Regions from separate parts of the Homo sapiens genome. Here region 2 is linked to region 1. Evidence: read pairs that join two places in POLR2A ChIA-PET (ENCODE). Cell type or tissue: OCI-LY7. All regions are shown on one strand. Each heading gives the region's core, and the rest is flanking DNA. Links, peaks and the distances in the headings are about the cores only.

Region 1 (5,375 bases), core at 95-5,094:
CACAGTCTTAGCCTGGCTTCTGCTCTATAACAGAATACCTGAGACTAGGTAATTTATTAAAAAACAAAAACAAAAATTTATTTCTTATACATGCTGAGCATCCCAAATCTAAAAATCCAAAATCCAAAATGCTCCAAAATCTGAAACTTTTGAACGCTGACAAGAAATACTCACTGGAGCATTTCAAGTTTCAGATTTGAGATGCTCCACCAGTCAGTATAATGCAAACACTAGCAAGATTCTAGAATGGATGACTGAGTGATTATTTATGTGTATTTACATAGGTGGGAGACAGCCATTAGTAGCCCTCTAGGGCCTACTAATTTGTTGTGTTCCATACCTCTGGAAACCTGATTATTGCAAGGGTCAGATCTTAGCAGCTGAGAAAAGAGCCAATGTGGGATATCTTGAGAATAAATGTCTGAGAAACCTGTCCCAAATCAGAATGGATATTTTAGGCTGGCATATAGCCCCCTATTCCTTTAAAGTTCATGCATATACTTCACTTCCCTGATGGAAAAGGCTATAAATCTGGAAGGATCACAGATATCTCATTTAATTTGCTGAAGACACTTAGGACTCAGAATGGTGCAGATTGCTGTGTCTGGGGTTGCATAGCTGACGGGTTGCGGAACTGGGACTGCAATTCAGATCTTTCAGCCTGCCATCAGGTGAGGGCTTTTCTAAGCATCACTGCCCCAAAGGATGGAATGAATGCCTTCCATGGCTGTGGATCATCTGGGCAGGGGTAATTATTGCCTCTCTTCTCAGGATGGAGGATTGACAGACAATCATCCAAACACTCATTCTCTGGCCACTGTGTGACCAATGGCAAGCATCTGTGAAGCACTGAAAGGCTGGGGAAAGAGGGTAAGGGAGTTAGGGCTCTAAGTAGCGTCGGCGACACCAGAGCTGTGCCAGAGCCTTCTGGTGTCCTTTATCTTCATATTCTCTTTCCAGTTCAAGCTACAAACTGTGTCTTGAAACTGTTGTTTCAGTATAAGGCACGGTATCTTAAATTTGTTAAAGTTTGCCTGAATAAATTTAAGCATGACTACTTTTAAGCATCTAGTTCACCTCTAAGAAAATCCAACTAAATCAAAAAGAAATCTGAAAAGAAAAATAACTAAGCCCACTTCACTGGCATTCACTAAATCACCACTTGTAAAGTGTCTGGCTCTCACTATGCATTTTACATGCATTGTTTAAAATCCTGACCACAATCTTATGACATAGAGATTACTTTTATTTTAAGGATAAGGAAATTGAGGCTCAGAGGGTTATCATACACTAGCAGGAAGTGGAACTTCTGAGAGTTGAACTCTCATGTTCCTCCCACTCTGATACATACTCTCTATTCACCCAACAAATATGTGTTAATTTTTTTTTTTGGAAGCATCATAGAAATTGTACCTCAAGTACTTGGAAAGACATTTGTTAAAGAAATAGAAACTTAGAGTCTGAGATCAGCCTGGCCAACATGGTGAAACCCCATCTCTACTAAAAATACAAAAATCAGCCTGGCATGGTGGTGCACGCAATCCCACCTACTCAGGAGGCTGAGGCAGGATAATCGCTTGAACCTGGGAGGCAGAGATTACAGTGAGCTGAGATCGTGCCACTGCACACCACCCTGGGCCTGGGCCACAGAGCTAGACTCTGTCTCAAAAAAAAAAAAAAGGAACTCATTTTTAAAGGCAGGCCAATACCATGTTCTATAAAATAAAATAGGTTTATAGATGCTTAAAGGGAAGTACTACTTCTGAAAAAAACAATGTGGTTTCCAGAGAAAGGTTATTTAGCCATTGATGAGGTTCTGGGACTTTATTAACCTTAATAAATGTAAGTTTGACTTTTAAAATTAAGCAAGAATAATGCAAAACTGAGGACAACTCCTGGCCCAGAGTAGAGTGTTGCCCATGGCTGGTGGATACATCATTGTAATGACACTGAGCATTCAGAAGGGCTAGTGAATATTTCAGTCTGAAGTTAACAGGAAATCAACTGTAAGGCTAATTTGTTACTGTACTAGGACACTATTTTACTGAATATAAATTACCTCTTTGGGTAGATATTTCTAGGAAAGAGATTACATTTCTCCTTGCCACATTTCTCTGCAAAGTGTTCCAAGTAACTGTCTACAGCAGAGGTTGGCAACCCTTCTGTAGCATAAATGTAGCCTGAGACAATATGTGAAAGAAAGAGAGTGGCTGTGTTCCAATAAAACTTTATTTAGAAAATGACAGAGGTGGGGAAAGGGGGCTGTAGTTTGCCCATCCCCGAACTACAGTATTAGTAAGCATTGGGTAATAAATGTCACTTCTACTTAAATGTCCAAGAGACCTGCAAAGCAAAGAATCCAAGTGCGTGTATTATTTTTTTAAAATCTCATTATGGATATTAGAGCATTCAAAGCCAACATAGAAAGTTACATTTCTTTAATGTGACTATTACCACCCTTGTTTTAAATGATTTGGATGAAACCTTTGGTGTTAACTTACCAGTTTTATTTTTTAGTAGCTCTGTATAAACCTAAAAAAGAATTGCCTTGAACAGTTTGGGCTGCTATAATAGAATACCACAGGCTGTGTGGCTTCAACAACAAACATGTATTTCTCGCAGCTCTGGAAGCTGGTGAATTGCCCTCTTCTTGGTTTGTAGAAGACTGTCTTTTTGTGTATTCTTACATAGTCCAGAGAGATCATCTCTCTTACTTATCTTCTTATAAGGGCACTAATCCCACTCATGAGGGCTCCCCTCTTATGACCTAATCACCTCCCAATGTCCCACCTCCTAATGTCATCACAGAGGGGGCTATAATTTCGACATATGAACTTGGCAGGGACACATTCAGCCTATAACAAGAATCTAGATGCCAGTGGTTGAAAGAGGCTAGGATGACCTTCCAGGTGTCTGCAATCATACAACTGATAGCAGTGCTACATCAGTATGTGGTTAATAGGTGATAAGCATCTTTCCAACTTATATATTATGCCATCTCTGACACTCTTATCGTTTTGCAGATTAGTGGCAGGCTAATTTCATTTGAATGAGTTATTGGAATTTTCTATGGCCAAAGTATATGGTAACTCTTATAAAATATTTCTTATGACTAAGCAATATTTCATGAAGGTTCCTGTTTGTTTTTGTTTGTTTGTTTTGGGGCATGTGTGTGTGTGTGTGACCACTGAATGGAATTATTTTTTAGTTAGCCCATAATAATATATTCAATAATGTTTAGTGAAGTTAATAAATTGAGTCAATTACAACTTCCTTCCCTAGAGATTCTTTTCAGGGTTGTGTTTCTTATTAAAAGTGATGACCAGGGCTGGGCATGGTGGCTCACACCTGTAATCCCAGCACTTTGGAAGGCCGAGGTAGGTGGATCACCTGAGGTCAGGAGTTTGAGACCAGCCTGGCCAACAGGGTGAACCCTCATCTCTACTAAAAATACAAAAATTAGCTGGGCATGGTGGTGGGCTCCTGTAATCCCAGCTACTTGGGAGGCTGAGGCAGGAGAATCACTTGAACCCAGAGGCAGAGGCTGTGGTGAGCCGAGATCATGCCATTGCACTCCAGCCTAGGTGACAGAGTGAAACTCCGTCTCAAAAAGAAAAAAAAAAAAAAATATGACCAAGCCTGGTGTCTCATGCCTGTAATCCTAGCACTTTAGGAGGCCAAGGTGGGAGGATCACTTAGGACCAGGAGTTTGAGACCTGCCTGGGCAACATGGTAAAACCCTGTCTCTACAAAAAAATACAAAATTTAGGTGGGTGTGGTAGCAAACAACTGTAGTCCCAGCTACTTGGGAGGCTGAGGTAAGAGAATCACTTGAACCTGGGAGATGGAGGCTGCAGTGAGCCATGATCACACCACTGTACTCCAGCCTGGGCAATAGAGTGAGACCCTGTCTCAAAAAAAAAGAAAAATTAGCTGGACTAGAGTATCACTTGGTCCCAGGAGTTCAAGGTTACAGTGAGCTATGAGCACACCACTGCACTCTAATCTGGCTGACAGAGTGAGAACCTGTCTCCAATAACTAATAATAATAATAATTTTAAAATATAAAATGACACATAGTTTACATATTTTTCTTAAGTTGTGATGGAGAACCTTCATAATAATATGAAAAATCCAATATATTATTCCTTAGGGTCTTAGTTATTAATCTCATTATGATGTCATAACAGATGTTGGCACTCAGCTCTAGGTAGAGAGAAGAGGTGGCATTGACAATTTAAAAATGATTTTAAAATCAGTCATTTTCTAATTCTATTTAGTAGTAACAGTAGCACTGTAGTAATTGCTGCAGTAGTAGCAGTTAACATTTACTGAGTTCTAACACATAAAAAACTGTACTAAACACTACACATATATATCATTTAATCCCCAAAATAGCTAATGTTGGAGGTATAATTTTACAGATGAGGAAATGAAATGGCAAGAGGTTACAAAATGTATCCAAAGTTAGAGGACTCAAACCAAATCAGTCTGATAGCAAAGTCACTGCTTTTAACTACAATGTCAGTGATCTCAAAGTGTGGTCCCCAGACCAGCAGCATCAACATCACCTGAGAATGTGTTAGGAATGCAGATTCTCAACCCTCATCCCCATCAGCTGAATCAGCAACTCTGGAGGTGGGGACACATTTGTCACATTCTCTCTAGGTAATTCCAAAGTCCACTGACATTTGACAACCTCTGTACTATGCTAAGCTGCATTTAGAAGAAGTACCAAACACTGAGTAAACATTAGTTGTGCAATTAAGCAAATGCGATAACAGGAGAGAACTACCCAGCACAGCACAGAGCTCACAGTGAGCAGTAGCTTATAATAGTTTATTTCTGTTATATTAATACCCACCACATCTGTCTATTGTGAAGTTAGATTATTAAAAACTGTTCCTGAACTGCTATCTGCATTCTAAGTTGGGAGGGGAGAAGCCCAGCACACTGTACTTAGAAAGAAATTATCCTTCCGGGCCAACGAAGATCTTGAGCAATTGTTTTTTAGCTAAAAAACTAATTCCACATTTTGTATTCATCAAAATGCCCATTGCTTTATCTGGATTTGAGGGTAGGAGAAATCCACATATTTGACAACATTCCTTTGAATGAAACTAAGAAGTAATGTTGGTAGTGGTGGCCTGAGTGATACATGTGATTGTGGCAGAGATTAATGGTGACCAAAGAAACTTAACAAGTTTTAAAATTATAAAATAGGCCTCTCAGTGCCGCTTAATCACACAGGTCCAGTGTGTGCTTGGTGTCTTTTCTGGGAGGCAGAGGAAGGCTCTCCTAATCACAACAGACCTGCCCAGAAGGGCCTCTCTATTTCTAGGAGTATGATAGCTTTTGGGGGGAAAAAAAAGAAA
Region 2 (5,375 bases), core at 95-5,094, 400 kb before region 1:
ACTGTTTGTTCCGACACAGGGGGCTGGCTGGGTAGCATTCCTGCCCTTCCTCCCTTCCCTGGCTCCTCCTCCTTCTCATTTCCTGTCGTTAAGTCTCCAGGGCTCTGTGTCTGGCACTGGGCTGGGCCCCATGACCCGGGCAGGGATACCCTTGGGACACCTAGTGACTTCCGCCCAGCCCTGGGCCAGGCGCCTGCACATGCCAGACCTCAGGCCTCTGCTTGGGCACGCAGTGCCAAGATGCCTGTGCCCAGGGCCCTGCCAGCACCAGGACTGGTTGTACTGCAACTCCCCAGCAGGTCCTTTTCAGGGACCTGAAGCCAGATGGGAAGCTAGGAGAGAGGTGGCTGGTGAGGGGAGAGGAAAGGGGCAGGTGGGGTGGGTGTAGGGAGACTGAGAATGGGAGCACTTCTGGGTGGGAACTTGAACTTCTCCACAGCTGTCTGGCTGTCCGAAGTATGCGCAACTGAGTTACACAAGGTACCTCACCTCCAGGCTTTTATTTCCTTGTAAGTGACAGAGGACAGACAATGCCTGCTCTGCCTATTTCACATCTGATCCTATTTTACATGAGATCCAATGAAATCAAGGGGGCGATTGTGCTTTGTAAACTGTAAAGTGCTTTGTAAACTGTAAAGTGAGCCCTTTGAGAGGGCTCGTAGATGGTAGAGCATCCTGTCCAGAGATGTCCACAAACCCCAGATTCTCAGGTGGTAGGAAGAGAAGGGTCGTGAGGGGCTTTCATGGCCATTATTCCAGGGCGTACAGGCCCGGGAGTTCCAAATGGCTTGTTACCAAGGGCAGGGAATCCTTACTAAGCAGTGTTTCCATGATAAAGTGCGTCTTCCTGAGCCAGTCCTGTGTGCCACCAAGGACTTATTCACTCTCGCAGGGCACAGGCTAGCAACATCTCAGAGAAGAAAGACGCTTTCCAGCAAGCAGCCCCACCCTAATGCCTCACAGATGAGTACTAGCTAACATGTGCATACAACTATATGCCAGGCAATGCTTTAAACATTCGATGTGTAGCAACTCATTTAATTCTCCCAAAACCTCATGAGTCGGTATTATTAGTGCTTTGTAGATTTTACAGTTCAGGAGACTCAGGTAGGGAGGGAGAGGTTAAATCATTTGTTTCAGGTCACATCTGCCATCAGTGGGGAAGCAGAGATTTTAATCCAGGAGCCTGGCTCCAGGGTTTGTGTTTTGACAACCAGGCTGATCCGAGGCCCAGAGATGGCAAGACACCTGCTCATGGGCCTGTGGAAGGACACAGAACCTGGCTGGGGATCAGGTCTGTGACCCCAGCCCAGGAGCGGATGTTCCCAGGCCTCCTGAGCTGCTCACATCCTGGCTCCCATCTCCCAGGTCTTCTTATCTCATGTCCTCATGCTCCTTCCAGCTCCCTCACTTCTTTCCCCCAACAGGGGCAGTTCACCTGGGGGCATGGGCACACCTGGGCCCTGAGTAAGCAGAATGGGTGTCTTAGGGCTCTCAACTGTAGGGAGGCAGTCCTTGAGTTGGGTTTGGTGATCAGGATGGCAGGGTGGGAAGAGGCGATGCCCGGGGCACAGGGTGCTGAGTGAATATTTGTTTATTTGCTGAAGGAGTGGCCACATGGATGCATTTGGGGTTGGGGCCTAGGCAAGAGTGGGAGTGATGGGGGAGGGGAGGTATCCAAGAGCTGGGCTTGAAGACCTCACACTGATGTGCACGCTTTCCCTGCTGCCCCCAGACACCACTCACCAACAGCGAGGAGTCCCTGGATTTCAGCGAGAGCCTGGAGCAGGTAGAAGCCTGGGCAGGGTGGAGCTGGGACAGGCAGCACCATGAGGGGTTCAGAGCCTGAACTGCTGTGCCCTTCCTCCCTCTAAGGCCTCCACAGAGCGGGTGCTCAGGGCTGGGAGGCAGCTGCATCGGCATCTGCTGGCCACCTGCCCAAACCTCATCCGAGACCGGAAGTACCACCTTAGGCTCTATCGGTGAGTGGAGGCCCTGCTGCCTCCTTGCCCAGCCTCACTGCTTTCTCTCCGTTCCACTTTATGTCAGGCACCTGGGCCTCACCCTGCTTCTAGCACAGGGACGAACCAGGCTTGGGCCTCAGAGGGTGCCTTTCTAATGCATAGTTCCTCCCTCTCCCTGCCACCCTCCTTCCACTGGCCTGTCCCCTTCTACCTTCCATAGGCAGTGCTGCTCTGGCCGGGAGCTGGTGGATGGGATCTTGGCCCTGGGACTTGGGGTCCATTCCCGGAGCCAAGTTGTGGGAATCTGCCAGGTGCTGCTGGATGAAGGTGCCCTCTGCCATGGTGAGCCCGAGCCCAGGGTGGGGTGCCCCGGGCTGGGCTGGGCAGTGAGGGGGACAGGACAGGGCAGTCCTGGGAAGCAGGCACTACTTGGGGAGTGCTGAGGGGTGGCATCGCAGTGGGGTTTCATACCCACATAGCCTCAATTTCCTCTCCTCCCCCACGCCTGGGCCTCTGCCCCCCAGTGAAACACGACTGGGCCTTCCAGGACCGAGATGCCCAATTCTACCGGTTCCCCGGGCCCGAGCCCGAGCCCGTGAGAACTCATGAGATGGAGGAGGAGTTGGCCGAAGCTGTGGCCCTGCTCTCCCAGCGGGGGCCTGACGCCCTGCTCACTGTGGCACTTCGAAAGCCGTGAGTCAGAATCCCTGCACCCCGTGACCCCAGGCCTCACACAGCACTCAGATTTCACGGTTTCTCAGATTGATCTCTGGGGGCATCCCTTACCTGTTGTGGAGGGAAGGGAACCTGGCTGGCCCAGAAGCCCCTGGCGCTGACTGCCACGGACTCACTGTGTGACCTGGATCCCTCCACACTCCCAAACCCCCCCAAGTCAGTTTCTTCCTCTGTAGATGAGGATGTTGGACCAGGGGGATCTCTGAGGACCCTTCCCACTCAGAGACACAGTTGTGGCTGAAAGCAAGTGGGTTTTGGAAACTGCAGTCCGGTGGGTCCAGGTTCAAATTCCAGCTGGACTGGCTACTGGCTGGGTGACCTTGAGCCTCCTCATGCTAGTTCCTGTTCTGTCAAGTGAGGATGATAGAACCACTCCTTAGGGTTGTTGTGAAACAATGCATGCAAAATGCTCATCACAAGCGCTGCCACATGTGCGCACTCAGTAAAGGTTAGCTGCTGCTGATAACTGTCACTGCTGAGGCACCGTCTGGCACAGGCATCGGCTGGGTGGGTGGAGTGGCTCCCTGCACCTGACGGGCCCACAGTTCACAGTGTGCTCCCATTCCTCCTGTCCCTGCAGCCCAGGTCAGCGCACGGATGAAGAGCTGGACCTCATCTTTGAGGAGCTGCTGCACATCAAGGCTGTGGCCCACCTCTCCAACTCGGTCAGTCCTGCCCCTCCCAGCCCTGCCCCGTACCAGGCATCTTCTCTTCCTGTGACTTCCCTGAAACTCCAACTGCTGGGCCAGAGGGCATTTCTCCACTTCCATCTATGGCTGGAAATTTTCAGTCTGATTTCTTGCCCCCGGCGCTGCCCTGTCTGAAAATCCTTCCGCCTCTCTCAGCCCATTTTCTCCACTTGCTTTGTCTCCTGCTGAATCCTGGGAACACCTGACCTGGCCACATCTTTGTCCCCCAGCACTTGTGTCTTTGGACCTAACCACACCCCTAGCAAAAGCCTGGCTGCTCTGCACATGAACTTGTCGCCACCGACTCTCCTATCTCCACCACACAGGTGAAGCGAGAATTAGCGGCTGTTCTGCTCTTTGAACCACACAGCAAGGCAGGGACCGTGTGTAAGTCCAGCAGGGCATAAGAAGCCAGGCACAGGGCCTGGACATGGGCAGAAGGATGTGTGAAGGAATGGTAGGTGCCAGGAGGGCCCGGTCTGAGGTATGCTTCTGTCAGTGTTCAGCCAGGGGGACAAGGGCACTTCGTGGTACATTATCTGGAAGGGATCTGTCAACGTGGTGACCCATGGCAAGGTGAGCCCTCCCTCCTCCCCACCCCAGTGCCCTGGGTCCTAACTGCTCCCTGGTCCATGTCCTCATGGGCAGTGCCTTTGTTGATCTACTGCTGCTGACCCCGTGTCTCCTGTGTGGGTTGTTCTCCTGCCGTGGGTCTGTCCTGGCAAGAGCTGGGGGCGGCAGGGGCGGCAGGGGCGGGCTGAGACTGAGGCCTGGCTGCAGGGGCTGGTGACCACCCTGCATGAGGGAGATGATTTTGGACAGCTGGCTCTGGTGAATGATGCACCCCGGGCAGCCACCATCATCCTGCGAGAAGACAACTGTCATTTCCTGCGTGTGGACAAGCAGGACTTCAACCGTATCATCAAGGTGCTGCTGCTGGGGTTGGGGAGGGCAGGGGCCATTCGTCCAGAGAAGTGATGTGGAGAGAGGAGTAGGGACCAGAGCAGAGGGCCTGTAAGAAGCAGGGCAGGTAAGAGATGCTGGGCTATGACAGCTGGCAGTGGGACCATAGCCCTGGGTGTGTGTGAGAAGGTGAAGCCCATAAGGCACAGAAGGAGTTCAGTGAGACCAGTGACTTCAGGCTCAGTGTGGGAGACCAGGGGAAGGATGGGCATGCAGGGGGCGGGGGACTAGGCTGTGGGGGAGGCAGGATGCATGGAAGGTAGGGAAGGCTGAGGAGGTGGAGCCAAAGTCGGAGGTGGGAGAAGGGCTGTGGGTCCCTGTGGGACCCTCATGGGGCTCAGGGGCTGGAATGAAGGAGGTAGATGAGAGGGTCTAAAGCTGGAACATCATGAGTTGAGCATGGGATGTGGCCTGTTCTCCAGGATGTGGAGGCAAAGACCATGCGGCTGGAAGAACATGGCAAAGTGGTGCTGGTGCTGGAGAGAGCCTCTCAGGGCGCCGGCCCTTCCCGACCCCCAACCCCAGGCAGGAACCGGTAATACACCTGCCATGCTCCCTCTCCACACTGTCCCTCCTTTCATTTCCCAATCTTTGCTCCCTTCCCCTGTGTCATATCCCTGCCCTCTGGCCACTTGTGGATGGAGAGGTATTGAGGGACCAGGATGTGCCTGCTGAGCCAGTCTCCTCCCTGCCCTAAGGTGGGACAGGGCTGGCTAATGGAGAAAAATGATGTAATTGATTATTGATGTCTGCCCAGGTGTGGGAGTGGGGAGTAGTGGCACCAGTGCCAAAGATTGGCCATTTCTGCTAGGTATACAGTGATGTCTGGCACCCCAGAGAAGATCCTAGAGCTTCTGTTGGAGGCCATGGGACCAGATTCCAGTGCTCATGACCCAACAGGTAAGGGCAAGAGACACCCTGCCTGCTTTCTGACTCATTGGGTGGTCCATGGAGCCTGGGAGAGAGCCAGGTACCCTGCATCTGACGTCACCGAATGCTGGATTGGTCTGTACAGAAGTTGGCA

The links. ChIA-PET counts read pairs that join two places held together with the same protein. Peaks named below come from ENCODE experiments on the same cell type or tissue, not always from the same donor. Only the 100,000 strongest peaks of a DNase experiment are listed, where the experiment ranks them.
Region 2: POLR2A ChIA-PET joins it to region 1 with 8 read pairs; 2 of 35 experiments call an interaction of 5 or more read pairs at or near these places.

The regions. Positions count from the first base shown.
Region 1 is chr12:47,346,145-47,351,519 of GRCh38, reverse strand. It overlaps LOC124900322 (small nucleolar RNA SNORA64/SNORA10 family), which reads left to right and starts at 5,223; the gene lies at 5,223-5,354. In OCI-LY7, for the core only: no CTCF peak of the experiment used is centred there; no DNase peak of the experiment used is centred there.
Region 2 is chr12:47,748,330-47,753,704 of GRCh38, reverse strand. RAPGEF3 (Rap guanine nucleotide exchange factor 3) reads left to right here. Exons shown (of 28, transcript NM_001098531.4): 3 at 1,736-1,789; 4 at 1,876-1,982; 5 at 2,185-2,306; 6 at 2,489-2,657; 7 at 3,280-3,364; 8 at 3,715-3,775; 9 at 3,888-3,964; 10 at 4,169-4,315; 11 at 4,774-4,886; 12 at 5,163-5,251. Among named protein-coding and RNA genes, the nearest start is that of RAPGEF3, 7.9 kb to the left of the region's middle. RefSeq lists enhancers at 1-219, 704-1,245. In OCI-LY7, for the core only: no CTCF peak of the experiment used is centred there; DNase peaks (open chromatin) are centred at 2,004 and 3,124.